2 separate regions of the Homo sapiens genome follow, and region 2 is linked to region 1. A link is an interaction called in ENCODE POLR2A ChIA-PET data of the cell type or tissue named here. Cell type or tissue: A673. All regions are shown on one strand. Each heading gives the region's core, and the rest is flanking DNA. Links, peaks and the distances in the headings are about the cores only.

Region 1 (10,048 bases), core at 1,170-9,169:
TATTTGTGTACATATGCACAGACTAATCTCTGAAAGGATGGAAATGAACTGGTAATAGGGATTAACACTAGAAGAAAAACTGGGTGGCCAGGCAGTGGATATAGAAGACTTACTTTCTCACCCTATACCATTTTGTGCTGCTAAATTTTGTACCATATACATGTATTTTCAATTCCAAATAACTTAAATAGGACAGAGAGCTTATCTACTGAAAGGAAAACATTTTTTAGGTATACATACTTTAGTAAATTAATAAAATAATTGGCCGGGCACTGTGGCTCACGCCTGTAATCCCAACACTTTGGGAGGCCGAGGCGTGTAGATCACTTACGGTCAGCAGCTCAAGACCAGCCTGGCCAAGATGGTCTCTACTAAAAATACAAAACATTAGCCGGGCATGGTGGCACCTAACTGTAATCCCAGCTACTCGGGAGGCTGAGGCACAAGAATTGCTTGAACCCGGGAGTCAGAGGTTGCTGAGCTGAGATCACACCACTGCACTCCAGCCTGGGCGACAGAGTAAGACTCTGTCTCAAAAAAAAAAAAAAAAAAAGGAAGGAAGAAAAACAATTAAAATGCTCTGCTGTGCATATGAATTATTATGATAAAGACTCAAACATTCATCCAATCATTTCTTGGGTAATTCTAAATGCCAGTCTCTATGCAATTTTGTAAAGAGATAAATTATTTTAACACTTTATAATTCATAATCATTTCTACATATAATTTAATTTCTACATATAATTTCTACATAATCATTTCTACATATAATTATAAACATTAACTTTATTAGTGAAAGCAGAATAAATAACTGAAAAAATAGTGGTTATGAACCTGGAAAGGCCTGAATTTAAATCCAAGATCCTAGACTTTGTAGATGCGTGGTTCTCAGCTTATGACTTAACTTCTCTGAACACTAATATCCCTCTTAAGACCAGAGTTCAGCAAATTATAACCCCAAGGCAAATTACATCCTGCCACCCATTTCTTGTAAATAAAGCTTTATTGGAACAACCTATGCCTCTTTGCTTACATATCATCTATGGCTGCTTTCTCAGTACAATGTGAGACCTGACTAGATTTGCCAGAGCCCATATACCCTACAAAGCCAAAAATACTAATTATCTGGTCCTTTACAATAAAAGTTCACCTGCCCCTCCTAAAAGTAAAATGCATACAAACCACATCTACTTTGAAATTGTCTAAGAATATAAAATCTCATGATATGTATCCTAGAGCAAAAGAAAAAGAATTTAAAAAAGACTAAAAATTTTAAAAAGAATATAAAACTCCACTCCATGCAGGCAGCAGGTCAAAACTATTTCAGAATGACATCAAGATATTATTTATCTTTTTCACTCTTTCTCCAAGTGTACAGTGGAGTTTTCCAGAGGCTACATGGAATTGTGACGTCAAAAGACTACAACACAGCTGTATTCACTTAAGCCAGATATTAAAGAAATTTGCAAAAACAGTGCCATTATTCTTACTACATTGCTTTAAAATATAGTCATTTTAGTTAAAATATAATCATTTATGTTAACATGCAGTGGGTTTATTATTATTACTATTTTAAAAGTCAGACATAACTTTCCTCAGTTTTATTTGGTGGTGGTGGTGGTGGTGGGTTTTTTTGAGATGGTCTCGCTCTGTCACCCAGACTGGCAGTGGTATAATTATAGCTCACTGCAGCCTCAATCTCCCAGGATCAAGCAGTCCTCCCACCTCAGCCTCCCAAGTAGCTGGGACTACAGGTACACAACACCATGCCCAGCTAACTTTAACCTTTTGCAGAGATGGGGGAGGGGGGGTCTCACTATATTGCTCAGGCTGGTCTCGAACTCCTAGGCTCAAGGGATTCTCCTGCCTTGGCCTCCCAAAGGGCTCAGATTACGAGCATGAGCTGTCGCACCCAGCCTTTTTATTCATTTTATTATTATTATTTATGTTTTTGCGACAGGGTCTCTGTCACCCAGGCTGGAGTACAGTGGCGTGATCACCGCTCATTGCAGCCTTGACCTCGTGGGCTCAAGCGATCCTCCTGCCTCAGCTCCTCAAGTAGCTGGGACTACAAGCGTGTACCACCACAGCTAATATTGGTATTCTTTTTGTAGAGACAGGGTTTTACCATGTTGCCTAGGCTGGTCTCGAATTCCTGGGCTCAAGCGATTCACCAGCCTCAGCCTTCCAAATTTCCTCCATTTGAATATTTTATCATAAATATTGATAAGAATCCACATAAACAAAAGCATCCTGGGGTCCTCAATTTTGTTAACAGGTGTTCTGAGATCTGAAAGTTATGGAATAAGCTATACCAAGCTTGTCCAACCCGTAAACCATGGGCCGCATGTGGCCCAGAACAGCTTTGAATGCAACCCAACACAAATTCATAAACTTTCTTAAAACATTTGAGGTTTTTTTTTTTTTTTAGCTCATTAGCTACCATTAGTGCTAGTATATTTCATGTATGGCCCAAGACAATTCTTCTTCTTCCAATATGGCCCAGGGAAGCCAAAAGGTTGGACACCCTTGTGCTATATTGTAACTTGAGTGCAACACAGTGGCATGATCAATTAGTCAACAAGAACAATTGGGCACAAGGGGCTGACCTTCTTTATATACTTGGCAGGGTTTGGATAAACAGAGTAGAGAATATACTTGGACAATCAGTGAGACTAACACCATCCAGCATGCAATTTAAAATAAAAATGTGACAAAAATAACTATAACAATTAGAAGTTCCCCAAGATACTTAAGAAATTTTATTCAAAAGTTTGAAATAAGGTGAAAGGAGGACAGCTTGTCCTTTCAATGCCATATAGAGAGAAAGGCACATCTGAGGATCATGTAGCCCTCAGGTTCCCAAACCATGTACCAAAGCACCCCAGAACACTGCAGCAAATTCACAAGGGTACTATAGGACATTCTCAATTTCTTAGGAAATCAAAGTAACATTTGTCAGAGAACATGCAAACTACTAGCTCAAGTTCACAGTTTCAGTATTAGACTGTACTACCTTACCTTCAATGAAGTCAAATATTTGTGAAACGTTTTTTCCGTGGTAGCTGTGATACAAAGTAAAATCAATGCAGATAGAAAATAACAGTAGTGATTTCCAGCCTGATTCTTTGGTTTGAGTTGTGCAGTGCTCACCAGGCATATACATCCTGTTAACAAGCAACTGCGGCTATTTAAGAATAAATTTTATTGTTTCACTGCAGTATGTGCATTATTTGTTGAAACAGTTACTAAGTTATCAGTACATAAATACTTATTATTTGTACTTAGTAACTAGAACTGTTAGGTATTTCTTTTGGCCTATAGGAATACGAAGGTATTCCTAGGGCACTATAAAAACAATAAAGTTCAGGAACTTCTGATTTAAGGGAACATACTTTGCACAATCCACATTTCACTGTTCTTTAAAGGTCACAAATTTAGTGAGGTTTTACATTAATTTGTATATTTGTGGATAGTAGAAACAGTTTCTGTCCTGACAAAGAGAGAGCCCCTATTATGGCTTGCACTCCTCAGGACATTAACCACTTTTGTAACTAACTCAGCAATCTTATCCTTATATTCTTTTATACATTTCCTATAAAGTCCTAACTAGTCTAATGCTCCTTAAACTGCTTTTAACATCATACCTGTTCCCTCACTAATTAAAGAGTTATGAAAATGTTTGGCAATTATTTGTTTCGTATTTGCATTACGATGCTAATTTTGTCTTTTTGTAAACTGTACTTTAGGATGCTGAAGTCCTTTTCTAGTATATCTAGAAATAACTATTTTTAAAAGCCAAAATTTAAAGATTTCACTAACTACCAAGTACTTTGGAGGAATGTATGTATAAGAATACATATAGCATAAAAAAAGATTCTACACATACTCCTGTATTAAAATAGTGGATATACCTATATGTTAGAATATAATTCAACTATCTTATAAGTCTATGTGGTTTTCAACATTTTCTAACATTTAATAAATATATTCAGGCTGGGCACAGTGGCACACATCTGTAATCCCAGCACTTTGGAAGGCCAAGGCACTTGAGTTTGAGACCAGCCCGGGAAACATAATGAGACCCTGTCTCTACAAAAAATACAAAAATTAGCCAGACATGGTGGCACATGCCTATAGTCCCAGCTACTAATGTGATTGAGGTGGAAGGATCACCTGAGCCCAGAAAGTTGCGGCTGCAGTGAGCTGTGATCCTGCCACTGCACTCCAGCCTGGGCAGCAGAATGAGAACCTGTCTCAAAAAAATAATAAATGCATTCAATCCTTTTATAATCAGAAAAATACACAATAGACTTGTTTAAATGTTTGGGATGATCTATGAATACATTTTTTTTTTAAAAGTGCTATTAATGAAGTTTAAAAAAGTGAATGAGTGAGTGATATAGAATTAAATTCCCTCCAAAGAAACATTTTAGTACTTCATTAAATAGAAGGCTAAGGACAAAAGAATAAATGGCAATATTTGTATAATTAGTTACTTCCAATGACAGACTATGCCAGTAAACTAAATATAGAGATAACAACTTATTTTACTCCCAATTTTCCACTTATTCTTTCTAATTTTCTTTATTTCATGTCAAACATTCTTATCTAGATCACTCTTTTCATTTCAAGCTACAGAAGTGACAAGTGCCTAAGAAGGGGAAAAACTTTCACTTTTGGGGGTATACTTATGAGGAACAGGTGAGGAGCAAGCAAAGTAAAAAGCAAATGAGTAAATATGTCTCTACATGTGTTGAATCATGTCCATCCAAATGAGAAAAAATATATAGAAGTGTTGGTGGTTTGTAAGGAACTTGCTTCTTTCCTCACCTGATAACTGACTCTGGATCCACTTCTGCCTGGGTTGCTTTTCACCTAGGCTGCCTCCGTTATTACCCAGAGTTGCTCTCTCATCTTACTATTAAAGATACTTGGCTCAGCACTACTTAGAACTTCCTCTTGTTCGCTTCAGAAGCATATACACAAAAATTGGAACCCTACAGAAAAGATTAACATGGCCCCTGCACAACGATGACATGCAAATTCATGAAGCAATCCACATTTTTAAAATTATAAAAAGAAAAAAAAAAGAACTCCATATTATATGTGAAATATTGAAAATGGACTACCACACTTGTAGTGGGTCCTAATAGTCAACAGGCCTCTTTACAACTACATATGAATATAAGACCAAAGTCAAACCTCTGAAAACATTTGATCTAAGGGAGGGAATGTTATGGGAGTTCCAGCATCTGCTTTTAATGAATGATTTATAGAACAAAGGACCTGAATACATGTAAACAACATCAAATGATTTGAAAGAGGAATAATAAAATGTTACACACTACTATCCCTAAATTAGGATCATTTAATTTTGACAAGTTGATAGGTTTGATTCAGAAAACTGCATAAGGTACTATGAGAACCAAGAAAAATTTATGAAACAGGCTTTCAAAGATTTATCTAGTCATTCATTCAGTCATTTACATTTATTATCTCATTTAATCTTGTGCAGGCCAGGCGTGGTGGCTCATACCTGTAATCCCAGCACTTTGGGAGGCCAAGTTGGGTAGATCACTTGAGGCCAGGAGTTCGAGACCAGCCTGGCCATCTGGCGAAACTGTCTCTACTAAAAATACAAAAATTAGCTAGGCATGGTGGTACATGCCTATAATCCCAGCTACTCAGGAGGCTGAGGCATGAGGATCACTTGAACCCGGCATGGAGGCTGCAGTGAGTCAAAATCGCGTCACTGCACTTCAGCCTGGAAGACAGAGCGAGACTGTCTCGAGGGAAAAAAAAAAAAAAAAAAAAAAACACCTGCGCAACAAAGTGGACATCATCCCTACTCAGGGTTTAGAAACGAAAAGCACAGAAGCAGAAACATAGCATATGGTGAGTAGACCAGTTTGATTATGCACACTAAGAGTGTAATTAAGAATGGGAGTTATAATAAAGTCTGAAACTTCTGTCATTTATTTTCAGAGGAGCAGGCTACTGGTTGGCAAATTCAGATCCATCAGGAAAACTCGTAATAATGCATATGTTCATCACTTCCTGAAAACGCTGCACGTACAAAAAGTCATAATTCTTGGGCTAAAAATTTAGAATTCTGAGCATTTATCATGTGGGTCAGGAAAACTGGCCCCTGTTCCTCTGCCTCCCTTCACCTGGCATCACCCTAGCCTCAGTTACAATTTGGTCCCTCAGTACCTTCAACTGATTCTGAAAATGCCTGACGTGTTCAAAGGAGTTACTCCTGCATTCCTCCTTAGTTAAAGGAGATCAAAGGAGATCAAATATACAGGATGCCAATGTCTCAAATGAAGACTACACAATGATGTAGCCAGAAGAATTAAGAGAGCTCTGAAACATGTAATGCTTGAATTTTATAGCAAGTCAAAGCACAAATACAGAACTCTTGGTTCTGCATCATCTATAGAGCATACCTTGTATTGTACTTCAAACACTGAGCCATGTTCAAACTTACCAGTGTAATATTCCTCAAAGGAAGAATCCTCTAGTTTGAAATGTACTTAATGATTTCATCAATTTTTACTGGGTATTTTTAGCACCACGTGTTTCTAAGGGATGGGGAAAAGGGTGAGCCTTTCCACTCTTAAAGTGTCCTTTGGTAACTTACCTTTTTGAACCTACAAAACATGCTTGAAATGATCAAGGAATAATGCACGACAGTACATATTCATTCTACTACCTGAGCATACTCGTGTTCAAGTCAGTAGTATATGCTCTCAGAGAAGGGGTAAATGGAGGGCTGCAGGTAAAGTTGCAAACGTAAAAGTATATACAATCCCAATTTTTCTATTTTCACATATTGTTAAGAGAGATCATAATGTCTTGTTTCTTTCACTGAAGAATTCCAGTTGAGTGTGATATTTCAATCGTGAAATTAAAGCCCAGAAATATTATTTATTCAAGAACACAACAAATCATTAGCAGAAAAAAGTTATTTGAAAGAGGTGAACTATTTTCTGATATAAAGCTTAAATTCTAAAATACAAAAATTAGCCGGGCGTGGTGGCATGCACCTGTAATCCCAGCTACTCAGGAGGCTGAAGCAGGACAATTGCTTGAACCCAAGAGGCGGAGGTTGCAGTGAGCCACCAGTCTCCAGCCTGGGTGACAGAGCAGGACCCTGTCGCCAAAAAAAAAAAAAAAGAAGTAGAAATGAAGGTGTGGAGATGACATGCTACACTGAAACTGATGTTTTAAATCACAGAGACAAATCCCAAAATTTACCAGCCAACAGCCCAATTCCCTTTTAGTGATAAGTACCTCCTATATATGTAGTCATTTTTTTAAAATCTCAGTTAACATGGACATACTTTTAGCCAACTGTTTTCAATTATATATACTGCGATGTCCGTTTATTTTTCTACATTCTCAATAACAGTTAACACTAAAGAAACAATACTACTCAATTTCAAGAGTACATAATTATCCCTGAAATGTTGCCTAACAATGTTCCCTCTAGGGTCCTCTGTGTGCAAATTCCTACTTTATATATGAAGCACGTTTAAGATCTCAAAATGTGTTGAGGCTATTTCTACTACAAGAATTGCAATTCACAATCCAGCATGACAGGGCACAAAGTCCAACAGTACTGTAGGCTTTCTATTAAAAAATACTCATAGTAAAATAAGGGTCACAAACAGCCCAATTGCTCAAACTTGAACAAACCACTCAATAATGAATAACACTGATAAATAACCATACAAAACCAATAATTATAAGAATCAAAGATCTCAACCCAATTAGAAAATAGTTTAAAAGATCATCTTTTAACATCAAGATAAGAATGGTGAAGAGACTATTTCTATTTTAATGACATAACCCAATTTTTGTTTTATGTTAGATTACTTTTCAAACCTCATTTACCATTTTGATCCTAAAGCATATGAAATAGATTTACAAAGGAAAAGTATGTCCTATTCAGTTTAATCCAACCTTTTGTGCTGGGAATTATAGATCCTGAGTAGAAAAAAAGGTAAAATTATGATGTACACTGGAAACTAAAATAAATGATTTTATATTAAAGATTCAATTTAGGAGTAATGTAGGAATGGGGAAAGGAGAAAGACTAAATTCTCATCTTCTAAATTCAAGAGAAGATTAAAATCACTCACACACACACACACACACACACACACACACACACGACATTAAGAACAGCAGAATAAACATGTTATTGATAAATTTAGAGGTAAAATGCCAGAAGAAACAGAAATCTTACTTCAGGGGAGCAACTCAAAGAAGAGAGATGGAATTTAACTTGAATTGCCAGGGAAGACAGAGTGGGTGGGAGAGAAAGAATATGAACAATGAGAAAATGAGTTTAGACTATGCTAGAACTGTGAAGGACAACTCTGGCTGGATAAAATGGCTTCTGCTGGGGAGCAGAAATGCTAGACAACGCTTGGGCGATCCCTACACAATTGACACCACATTATGTTCTTCTATTGGAGAGTGCTTCACCAAAAGTAGTCTAACCAAAGTATATACGAGGGCAGAGTGATTTGAAACAAAAGAAACTACAAGTCAAGAGACATAGGCAGAAGACAACAAAAACAGACCTAACATTCTATCAAGGAGGCAGCTCCACAGTTTCCGTAAAATGTAGTATTTTAATTTAGCAGTTTTCCACGATAATTCTTTTTTTTTTTTTTTTGAGACAAGAGTCTCATTCTTGTTGCCCAGGCTTGAATGCAACAGTGGGATCTCAGCTCACTGCAACCTCCGCCTCCCGGGTTCAAGCGATTCTCCTGCCTCAGCTCCTGACTAGCTGGGATTACAGACTTGCACCACCACGCCCAGCTAATTTTGTATTTTTAGTAGAGACGGAGTTTCTCCATGTTGGTCAGGCTGGTCTCAAACTCCCGACCTCAAGTGATCTGCCTGTCTCGGCCTCCCAAAGTGCTAGGATTACAGGCGTGAGCTACTGTGCCCGCCCCATGATATTCTTTAACCATAAATATCAAGCTATTATACTTCAATCTTATACAACTGTTAATAAAATCCTAAATGAAGCATGCAAGCCACACTTAACAGGTTCTCAGAGACAGATCTAATAATTTCTACGAACCATACTTAAAAGCTTTATTTTTATAACATCATTTAACACTCCACAACAAATAGTCATATTGTTATAATATACATTATGCATTTTCAAAATTTTTTCCTTTGACTCCATAAAAGGATAGCAACAGAACCACAATGCTAGTAAACACCATATTTTCAAATTCATACCAAAATCATGGTGATTTCAAACATTTGGTAAGACTACTTCTTTAAAATTAGAAAACAGCTGATGTCATTATTTTAGGGGTAAAATCAGTATACGATATGACATTTCTTATATTGCCATTATGTAGAAAGATTTATAGTAGAAACACCTACCTTATTTAATGCAAATTGTGTATATAAAAACTGATTCACAAATATTTGATTGGCAAGCTTTCTCTAGTACAAGAAATTACCAACATCATAAAAAATTCTCCTTATTTTTTTCTAAATATTACTACCACCAGTTTCACTACTAATAGCAAACAGCTACCATTACACAATAACCAGATGTTAGGTTCTGTATTAGCTACTTTATTTATGCTATCTTATTCAATACCATAAAATTCATCACAAAAAAGGCAAGCTTAAGTGAGTAATTTCAAGCTTAATAGAATTTATGTAATCTTTTTCTTAACATTTTAAATTGTTTCCTTAAACTAATGAGGAAAAAAATGTTAGAAAAAAAAGTGTAAAGTCAACCAAAAGCAAAAATATGAAACTGTATTCTTAACCATCTTTCCAGAAATGAATATTCTTGTCGAAAGAGAAATGTTCTGAAATCTAACTCTAATCTACAATGCTTTCCCCCTGCTGCCAAGTTGCTACACAGATGCCACAGTCAGAAAATTTTACCAAGTGTGATCACACTTTTCAAAGAAAGGACCCCATTTACTAACAGCACACTACGAATCAAACAGGCAGCCATCCCTCAATCGCCTCCATTCCCCTTACAATCCTATCA
Region 2 (10,048 bases), core at 1,253-9,252, 840 kb after region 1:
CCGAGATTGCGCCACTGCACTCCAGCCTGGGTGACAGAGCAAGACTCCACCTCAAAAAAAAAAAAACAAAAAAAAAACAACGCAGGACTCCTCCCAAGCCTCATGTTTTATGAAGCTTTTAGTAATAGCACTTAGCAGCCATCTCTTTTTAGGTGATGAGTTGGGAATACCTCAGTTGGCACCTGATAGAGTTCTTAGTATAAGTAAACTAGTGAAAGAACACATCCCTGGTCAGAATTTCAGAGGCAGTAGGCACTTTCTCTGTTGTCTTCTCTTCTCCTCTGTTCATAAACCCAGGCTTCTTGGAGATAGTGGATATACCTGAGTATAATTGCAAGTGTGCTGCTTTCTTCAGTGGAGTGGCTGTGATACCAACTTGCTTGGGCTCCATTTTTATTTAGGTGGTGTATCAGGACTCTGGGCTGCAGGCAACAAGCACCCAACCCAAACTGGCTTAAAAACCCAAACTGGAATCTATTGATTCCTGTAACTGAAAATTCCAGGTGGTAATGTTTGTTCTGGGTGCTTACCTAAGGTAAGTAGGATTTGCCTTCTCTTAATCCTGCTTTCCTTTTGTTGACTTTATTCACAGACAGGCTTTCCTCTTGGGGAAAAATGGCTACCAGCAACTCTAGTCTTCTATCTGCTTAGCAACTCAAGGGAAAGAGAGCTGCAAGTCATGAACCTAAATTCCCATTGCTGCAAACTGGGTCATGTGTCCACCTTTCAGCCAATCACTGATTCAAATTGTTCAGACTCGAATCCATTGCCCATTCCTGAAGATGAAGGTGAGGTCAGCTCTGCCTAAATTGTGTTGACTAAGAGTGGGAGTGGGATGGTTTCCTAAATAGAGGAAGTGGATGTTGGGCAGGAAAAAAGAGCAATAACTGATATCCATTTTAGGTGGGTGTGTGACGCAGCACTAACTGAGAATACAGTAGTCCCACCTTATCCACTGGAGATACATTTCAAGACCCCCGGTGGGTGCTTGAAAATGCAGATAGTACTGAACCCTGTATATGCCATGTTTTTTTTTCCTATATACACAGAGCAATGATAAAGTTTATAAACAAGGCACAGTAAGAGATTAACAGCAACAACAAAATAGAACAATTACAACAGTATACTATAATGTTATATGAATGTGGGCTCTCATAATACTGTACTGTAAGTAACTGATGCTATGGAAAGCAAAACCGCGGATAAGGGGGGACGACTGTGTTTTCTGTTCATCCAACATATATTCATTGATCAGCTCAGTGCTGGGGAATCAGCAGTAAACAGAATGGCTCCTTGTCCTCAGAGAGCCTAAAGTCTTGTTTCTTTTAACTAAAAGAATGACATTAATGGAGTCAGGACAGTCTTGGCTATGGGGCTGGGCTCTGCAGTCAAGCAGACCTGAGTTCAGATTCTGGCTCTGCTGTTACCAGTTTGCCTTGGGCAAGTTAATTTCCCCTGCCTTAGCTGTCAAATGATGATGATGTTAGTACCTATCTCGTGAAGAGGCAATGAAATAGGCATGGAACTTAGCACTGAGCCTGGAGTACAGTAAGGGCCCAATAAATGTAAGCTGGTGCCATTATCGTTAGTACTCAGAGTTTGCTATGCTATTTTACTTCCTCTTTACTGAAGCTTATCACCGATAAGCCCTTAGCTTCCGCCTCTTGTGAATCCCTGGAGGGCAGGATCTGTTGCCTTACTGTTCTAACTCCACCTGCCTTACTAGTACAGTAGGGGCCCTATCTATGTTTGTTGAGTTGAAATAATGTGGGCAAAATTGCTGCTTCTGACTGCGACTTTATAAAGGCTCTATGATTGTTAGAACCCTTGAACATTCAAAGCATCCTTCCAGGTTAAGATATGGAGTTTTAGGTCTGCTGAAAGTTTTAATACTGCTGGCCAATATTTATCACTCACCATGTCAATATTTAACCTGTCAGATCCTGCATCTGTGTTGCCAACAAGATAGATTTAATGGCTTAACCTTCTTCTGTTTTTAAGTTAAACACAAATAAGTAAGCTCCCTAATGTGAACACTTTTCTTCTGGCTAATATGCAGTGAGACAGCAAACCAAACCAAATGTGTACTCATGAATTGACTTAACTGGAATAACTTCCTTTCCTCTTTCCTGTTCTTTGCCTGCCTTTTAAAGCTCAGCTTGAGTTCTGTCTCCTGTGTTAATTCTTCCGTGATTTCTCCAGCCCAAATTTCTCCCTTTCCCCCAACTAAAAAGTTCTTATCCTCAGTGCTGTTCATTTTTTCATGTTATTCGTGAATTAGCAGGCCTCCACTTACGAACCTTTTGAAATGATGCCTGTGTATACTAGAACAACTTGTGACTTACATGCGGTCTTTGTTGGAACGGTCTGCTGCTTGAAGCAGCTTGGGTTTCATTCATATCCCACAAATATTTATTAAGTGTCTTCTTGGTACCAGCCACTGTTCCAGGCACTGAGAATATAGCATTGAACAAGGCAGAAAAAAGCCTGTGCCCTTGTGTAACTTACATTCTGGGGAAGAGGGAGTTAGACAATGGACAAATAATTGTCAGGTAATAAATAAATGTTCTGGAGAAGAAATAAGCAGACAGGATAGAGTGTATCTGCCAGGGGAGGGGCTGTAATTTTAAATAGTGCTGTCCAACAGGGTCTTTCTGGGAAGGTCACATTTCATGGAGAACCTAAAGGAGGTGAGGAGTGAACATACAGAGATCTGGGGGAGGGGATTCTAGGCCAAGACGGGCAAGTGCAAAGGTTCTGTGGTGACCAGGACCCGCACTTAGTTTAATGCTCTGTTGCCTTGATCATTTGTAATGATCTTAATCATTTGTGACCAACAGGCCCCCCAAATTCTATAGCCAATCCTGATGGTGGGAATGTGCCTGCAGTGTTTGGGACCCTTAATGTGAACATCTTTACTCTTTTCACAAACCCACTGTGGTTTCAAAAACCACACCCACTGTGGTACCCCTCTGGGACCTGAAGCTTCTCCTCTTCCTGTCTTCTCTCCTCGCCATGTCCTAAAGCTCAGATCCCAGTTTAGACTAAAAGGGGGCTCAAAGCAGAGGCCCAGCCCATTTTGCTTCACACCACCCTCCTTCACCACCACACCCAGCCTCCTGGGATTTCCCCCAGCACTTGCATTTCTTTAGATTGGCATCTTCTACCTTCTTTCCTTGCCAGAGTCCCCAGGAGAGTGAGAATATGTCTTGAAGCTGGAAAGCCTATTCTCGTAAAAAAAGGATAAATCAAATTCCATGGACATTTATTGTGCATCTACTGTGTGCAATGCACTGAGCTGGTTAGATTCTATAGTATTATAGTTCACTTATATCACCCGCACATGTGATCAACAAACATTTATTGAATACCTTTTGCTCTTCCTCATAGCTAGGCATGGGGATTAGGTTAAATGTTAAGAGACGAATTGTTTTTTTGTGGACTGCTTGGGAGCTTAGCCGCTCTTTGTAGCATTGTTTGTTTGGAGAAATGTTTTCCAGCTTCTATATGGCTGGCTTACTAATGAACTTTGGAGTACCTTAGGGGACGATCTATATTGCCTGTTGTAGTCTCCTGTATTTCATTTTACGTGACAATGACTTACCTCTATAAAAGATTTTAGCTCTTTGAGTGTAGACCATTTCTTATATACTTGCTAACAGCACCTCCCTCCCCCTAGCACCTGGTGTGGCCCTGAATTTAGATAGTATTTTGAACATAAGTTACCTTACTTTAAAAATGTGTTGCTTTTCTGTGTCTGTGAAAATATCATGTGCTCACTGTAGAAATATTTAGGAAATTCAGAAGAATAGAAGAAAATAAAAGTCTTTAGTAATATAATTGCTTAGAGGCTACCATTGTTAACATTTTGGTGTATTTCTGACTTTTTTTTTTTTTTTTTTTTTTTTAGACAGGCTCTCTCTCGCTTTTGCCTAGGCTGGAGTGCAGTGGTGTGATCATGGCTCTGTAGCCTTGACCTCCCATACTCAAGCTATCCTCCCACCTCAGCCTCCTAAGTAGCTGGAACTACAGGTGCATGCCACCACACCTGGCTCATTTATTTTTATTTTGTCTAGAGACAGTGTCTCACTATGTTACCTGGGCTGGTCTTGAACTCCTGGCCCCTAATGATCTGTCTATCTCAATCACCCAAAGTGTTGGGATTACAGATATGAGCCACTGTGCCTGGCCTATTTCTGACTTTTTTTCTTTTTGTATATAAGAATATATATTTCGAGACAAATTGTGGATTATAAATGGATGCTTATTTATCTCGACTGCCTTTCAGACCTTTTTCCCCCAGCCAACCAGTTTTTTTCTTCTCAAAGAAGACACAGGTGAAACTGAAACTCATCTATTTCTTCTGATTGAGATTGTGTGGGTCTACTCCACTCAGCTTTTGCAGTACATGGAAAGTTGAGATAAACGCCTAAAGAAACTAGTTTCAGTCATAGATTTAGTAAAAATGTTATTGCAAATCTCTTCTTTGAACTCAAGGTGCTTTTCTCAGTTTCTTAAACCACCACCCAGAGAGATCTTTCATGTCCTCTTTGCCCTGGAGATGTACATTGGGAACAAAAACCTTAAGTCAGTTTCTTCACTTTTTACTGCTTTGGCTCTTAGTAATTATCTGTTCTTCTATTAAACAAGAGAAGACAGATTAAATTTCTAACAGTAAGGCACAAAACCAATCCATTTACAGAATTAGTCTTACATTAGCACATAGGAATACAAATCAGCCTCCCTGGGGATGGATCTCTTTGCAATTTCTCTCAGTGTTTTTGGAGTAAGTCCAGTAGACTTTGGGAAAATCTAGTATTCACTGACTTTAAATTAAATAAGTAATATGACCCCTTTGAGTGTGTGTGTGTGTGTTTTTTTTCCCTTGACTAGGAAAAAGGGGATGGATAGATTTTTATATCTGCCTATGATGTATGGTTGTGTTCTCAACTTTTAGTGTGCATGAGGATCGCCTGAGAAAGAGGTGCTTGAGGCCGGGTGCAGTGGCTCATGCCTGTAATCCCAGCACTCTGAGAGGCCAAGGCAGGTGGAGGCCGAGAGTTCGAGACTAGCCTGGCCAACATGACAAAACCCTGTCTCTACTAAAAAATACAAAAATTAGCTAGATGTGGTGATGTGTGCCTGTAATCTCAGCTACTTGGGAGGCTGAGGCATGAGAATCGCTTGAACCTGGGAGGCAGAGGTTTCATTGAGCCAGGATCGTGCCACTGCACTCCAGACTGGGCGACAGAGCGAGACTCTGTCTCAAAAGAAAAGGAGGTGCTTGAGCCCTAACCCTGGAAATTCAGGGCAGTAGGTCTTGGTAGGGCCCTTGGCATTTTTTTTTTTAAATTCCACAGGTGATTTTAATGTGTAATACAGGACGAAAGTCCCCAATAGTGGTAGAGAATCGATATCTGAGACATTGTCAAAGAATTAAAAGCAAGGTTGTATGTTATCAAACAGATACTTTTCCTTAACATTGAAGGAATACTAATATTTTGAATTTATTGGTTTCCTATAGAATAAATTTGGCCAGTCTCACATTGCTGAGAGCTATTCAACTACTGCAAAATTATTTTCTTTTTTTTTTTGTTTTGAGACAGAGTCTCGCTCGCTCTGTCACCCAGGCTGGAGTGCAGTGGCGCGATCTCGGCTCACTGTAAGCTCTGCCTGCCGGGTTCACGCCATTCTCCTGGCTCAGCCTCTCGAGTAGCTGGGACTACAGGCGCCTGCCACCACACCCGGCTAATTTTTTGTATTTTTAATTAATTAATTAATTTATTTATTTATTTATTTTGAGACGGAGTCTTGCTCTGTCGCCCGGGCTGGAGTGCAGTGGCGCGATCTCGGCTCACTGCAAGCTCCGCCTCCCAAGTTCACGCCGTTCTTCTACTTAAGCCTCCTGAGTAACTGGGACTACAGGCGCCTGCCACCAGGCCCGGCTAATTTTTTTATTAGAGACGGGGTTTCACCATGTTAGCCAGGATGATCTCCATCTCCTGACCTCGTGATCCGCCTGCCTCGGCCTCCCAAAGTGCTGGGATTACAGGCGTGAGCCACTGCACCCGGCCCAAAATTACTTTCTCTAAATATTGTAGCCATGTTGATATTTTTATAGTTTGACCAGATTTCTCTATTTTAATATTTCTAATGTCTTTAATTCCTTTTCCTTCTTCTTGGAATATCTTTGTTTCTGAAATGACAGGTTGTCCATTTTCATGTTTTTAAGTCAGTGTTGTCCATTTTCATGTTTTTAAGTCAGTGTAGAGTTGGGTTAACGTGGCCCATAACTTTTTGGATGGCTATGTGCTTCGCAGTAGTCTAGGTGGAACACTGATAGCATCTTTATTTATTTATTTTTAATGGACACATTATAATTGTACATATTTATGGGGCACGGTGTCATATATGTATACAATGTATATTGACCAAATCAGGGTAATTAATGTATCCATCACCTAAAACGTTTATTATTTGTGTTGTAAACATTCAAAATCTGTTCTTCTAGCTATTTGAAAATATACAATAAATTGTTGTGAATTATAGTCAACCTGTAGTGCCACAGAGAACCAGAACTCATTCCTCCTGTCTAGCTGCACTTTTATATCCATTAACCAACCTCTGTCTGATAGTGTGTTTTAGATAACAAGGTATTTCTCTGCACACTAGTAGCAAGTAGTGTTTTTAACCTACATTTATGAACTGTGGGAAGTACCCAATCAGAGTGCCTAAGACATTCTGCTGCCCGACAGTAGTAGGATTTATGTGGTTACTAGACCACAGCTTTTGTCCAGGATGTGGCTTCATATCCTTGTCAGATCATGCACACTAATAAAAGAGGTGTGTTTTCAACCACAGGGCCAAATATGCTCACAACTCTGCCTCTTGTAAGGTGTTTCTCAAATGATATTTCCAATAATAACAAACTGAAGTTGATGAATTAGTTACTAAACCTTGAATTTACTCTGGTTTGTCTGGTGGAGTGATGTCACTCATTTACCTGCATTCTAGTATCCTCCTCAAGTAGGGGAGAGGAAGTAGCTTACCTAGACTAATGTCTCTGGAGGTGTGCTTAAGAAACCTTGGGAATATATTGAACACAGGACTATCGTGGGTCATGTCTATCACTTTGGTTAAAAAAAAAAAAGATTGAACTTTTCAAAAAATAGATTCTGAAATGGAGATTTGCATGTAGGTGGTTTAGTGGGTTTTCCTTTCAGAGAGGTCCTGAACTGAGCAAGGGGGCCAGGCCTTTGTACCCAGCCATGGACTAGTCATTGGATACAGGCTGCCTTAGTGGGGTGGGAGGGGATGCAACCTGGGTGAGTCAGCTTGTTTGGCCAAAGGCATTGCCTAGGAAGGGACTCAGCTGTGAGTCAACAGCAGGCAGCATTTTCATCTAGGGGAATGAGTGGGACCGGAAGCGGGATCTGAGTGACCCACTGCAGTATCTATGGCAAGGACCATTGATAGAATATGTTGCCAGAATTACTCTAAGTGTGCGGCATGAAACTTGAGCATTTGGTCTCCTCACCTTGGAGGAGTCTACATATTTCTTAAGATATGGACCTTCCGTTAGTGTATTGGTTTCTTTTTTTTCCCTGCCATTTTCCAGTGGTTACCAACATGGAAGGTCATCTACATGAAAGTCTGGGACTTGATCTCTTTTGGAGTTTAGATCATAATTCTGAGAGCACAGTGACTTTTTTTTAAAAAAAGTTTGGCTGTGTAATGTCGTTTACAAAATTACAATTCAATGCTTTGAAACAGTGGTTGCCCTTCAGAACTTGTAAATGATCAAGAACCATCATAATGCATGCATTAACAGTGAGACCAGCATGAGGTCTCATTTTTATTCTTAATAGCATACCTATTTCATAGAGTGGTTATATCTCTTTTACAGATGAGAAAGCACAGATGCACTTAGCCTGGTGGCTTGTTGGTAAGGTGACTGAACAGGTGTATCAGTTTGAATCTTTGCTCTGAACCTCCATGCTGGGTTGCATCCCAGGGATTATGGTGGTTGGGATCAAGGATACTGGTGGCAGGGCTAGGGTGATGCCAAGATACGGGCATTGTCTTCCATGATGAGGATGGAGGCCAGGCCAGCTGAGTAGGCAAAAGACAGAAGGCTCCTGTTACTAGAGGTAAGACTTTTCTGCACTAGAACAGCTAAAAACAAAGATGATGATGTCCTTTGCCTCATCAGAATAGCATCAAGTCCAGACACCAGTTCCTAGTGAGTCTTAAGTGGAACCAATTGAAGAAAGCAATGCCTGCAAGTCTCTAACAGTGAAAGGCTAGATGAGACTTCAGTTTCAATGAATGCGGGCTTTTCCTTGCCTTTGTTCTGGTTGTAGGAGGATAAGGAACATTTTTCTCTTGTTTCTTTACCAAGTAGGTAAAGTAGGCCTCTCCACAATGTCAAAATAATCCAAAAAAGAAAGCAGGAGGAAGACCACGATTGCAAATGAAAGTTTCTTCGTGAGTGTGGCTTTCCTTGGCAAGCAGTGACTCCCTCCAGTGTTGATTGCAGGAGTCTCAAGTTGTATCTGGGCCGAGAGAGAAAGTGATGCCTCTTTTTCTTGATGAGTGAAGCCAATTAGTTGTGGGAGGGGATGGAGCCTGACATTAAACCAATGACTTTCCATTATTTTTTTAGGCAAGCACCCCTGAGCCTTCTAATTACAATTGCAGATTTTTTTTCCTGTTTTTTTCTGTATGGTCAAAATTTCTCTCTTGATTTAACATTCTGTTCCTTCTCTTTGCCCACAGAGAGCTGTCAGCTCTTACTCTTTTTTTCCTCCAGAGATCCCTTTTGGCCTTCATCCTTTGCACTGTTTTTGCAGTTAAATACCACATTTCCTTTTTATGCTCTGGGCTGTCTTTTAGCCCCGAGACTTCTAGATGAACAGAAACTTCATTCCAGAAAAATCTTTACTGTGAGTCTTGGTAGGGTCTAAATCAGTGCTTGGACTCCCTTAAAAACATTGAGGTGATTTTTTTTTTGTTTTGAGACAGCAGCCTTGCAATACATAAGACCGCTGTATTTGAGTGGTGAATTAACAATTCGCTTGTAAGCAGTAAGTCACTGATGTCAGCCAAAGCTTATTAAAAATGGATTTTATTAAGCGAGTGCTGTTGGGACACAGAGTGAAGCTTTTCCTAGCTTTGCAGAAGCACATACCAAAGTGAGCTTTGGCAGGTGGATTGGGAACAGGCAGAGGGGTACATACATACATACACTTGGCTTTTTTTCTGTTTCACACTCATATTTCTTTGTGCTACCAGGATCGTCAATGACAGCCTTATCTCTCAAATAAAGCCCGTTACCTCATCTCTAATTGCTTATCCAAAGGCAGGCGAGCTCTGATTTCTCTGCATTAATAAATGACACCGAAGAAGAACTGCTTTGTTTGCACTGGCCCGCTCAGGTTAACCAGTGTAAGCCCCTGAGAGCATTAGGAAACCTTGCACTTCTCCAGTGGCCAAGGAGAGGTGGCGTTCATCTCCATCAAGAGCAGTGTCTACTTGTTTACTTTTTGCTCATGTTTATAGCCCTGTTCTTTTCCCAGTGAAAACCCCTTAGTGACCTAGAGCAGCTTTTCTCTAGCTGTGTGTGCTCACTCCCTTCCTAGTTGAGAGTAGTGGTGGTTGTCCTGGGAAGAGGGGTGGCCTCCCTGATTTCAAGCCTCACTTTCTTGGCCGCCTGCTGCTCACCTTTCCTTAGAGGTCAGGAGGCTTTCCACAGACCTTGACGGTGATTCCTGTGCCGTATACCAGGCTGGAAGATAGCACCCCTGCTGCTTTGTGAAGCACCATGGGAAATGGTCATATGGGTTTCCTAAGTGAATATAAGGAGTGAAGGCGTGTGGGGGTCAGAGAATGGAGGATGGCTGGCAGATTCTGAAATAGTTCCATGACTGCCTGGTGAAACAGTATGGATGCCTCCCTCCTGGGAAACAGCCTCATCTATCTTGTTACCACCTAAGAATATCTCTGGTCATTTAAAGGGCCTGTAAATTTGAGTTATTTTCATATCTAA

Evidence for each region. ChIA-PET counts read pairs that join two places held together with the same protein. Peaks named below come from ENCODE experiments on the same cell type or tissue, not always from the same donor. Only the 100,000 strongest peaks of a DNase experiment are listed, where the experiment ranks them.
Region 2: POLR2A ChIA-PET joins it to region 1 with 23 read pairs; 2 of 35 experiments call an interaction of 5 or more read pairs at or near these places.

The regions. Positions count from the first base shown.
Region 1 is chr12:116,077,608-116,087,655 of GRCh38, forward strand. All of the region lies in intron 4 of MED13L (mediator complex subunit 13L), which reads right to left. It also overlaps the pseudogene RNU6-1188P. Among named protein-coding and RNA genes, the nearest start is that of MIR620, 66 kb to the right of the region's middle. In A673, for the core only: no CTCF peak of the experiment used is centred there; no DNase peak of the experiment used is centred there.
Region 2 is chr12:116,917,939-116,927,986 of GRCh38, forward strand. All of the region lies in intron 1 of FBXW8 (F-box and WD repeat domain containing 8), which reads left to right. Among named protein-coding and RNA genes, the nearest start is that of FBXW8, 12 kb to the left of the region's middle. In A673, for the core only: no CTCF peak of the experiment used is centred there; DNase peaks (open chromatin) are centred at 1,653, 2,133 and 4,763; H3K4me3 peaks cover 373 bases; H3K27ac peaks cover 2,444 bases.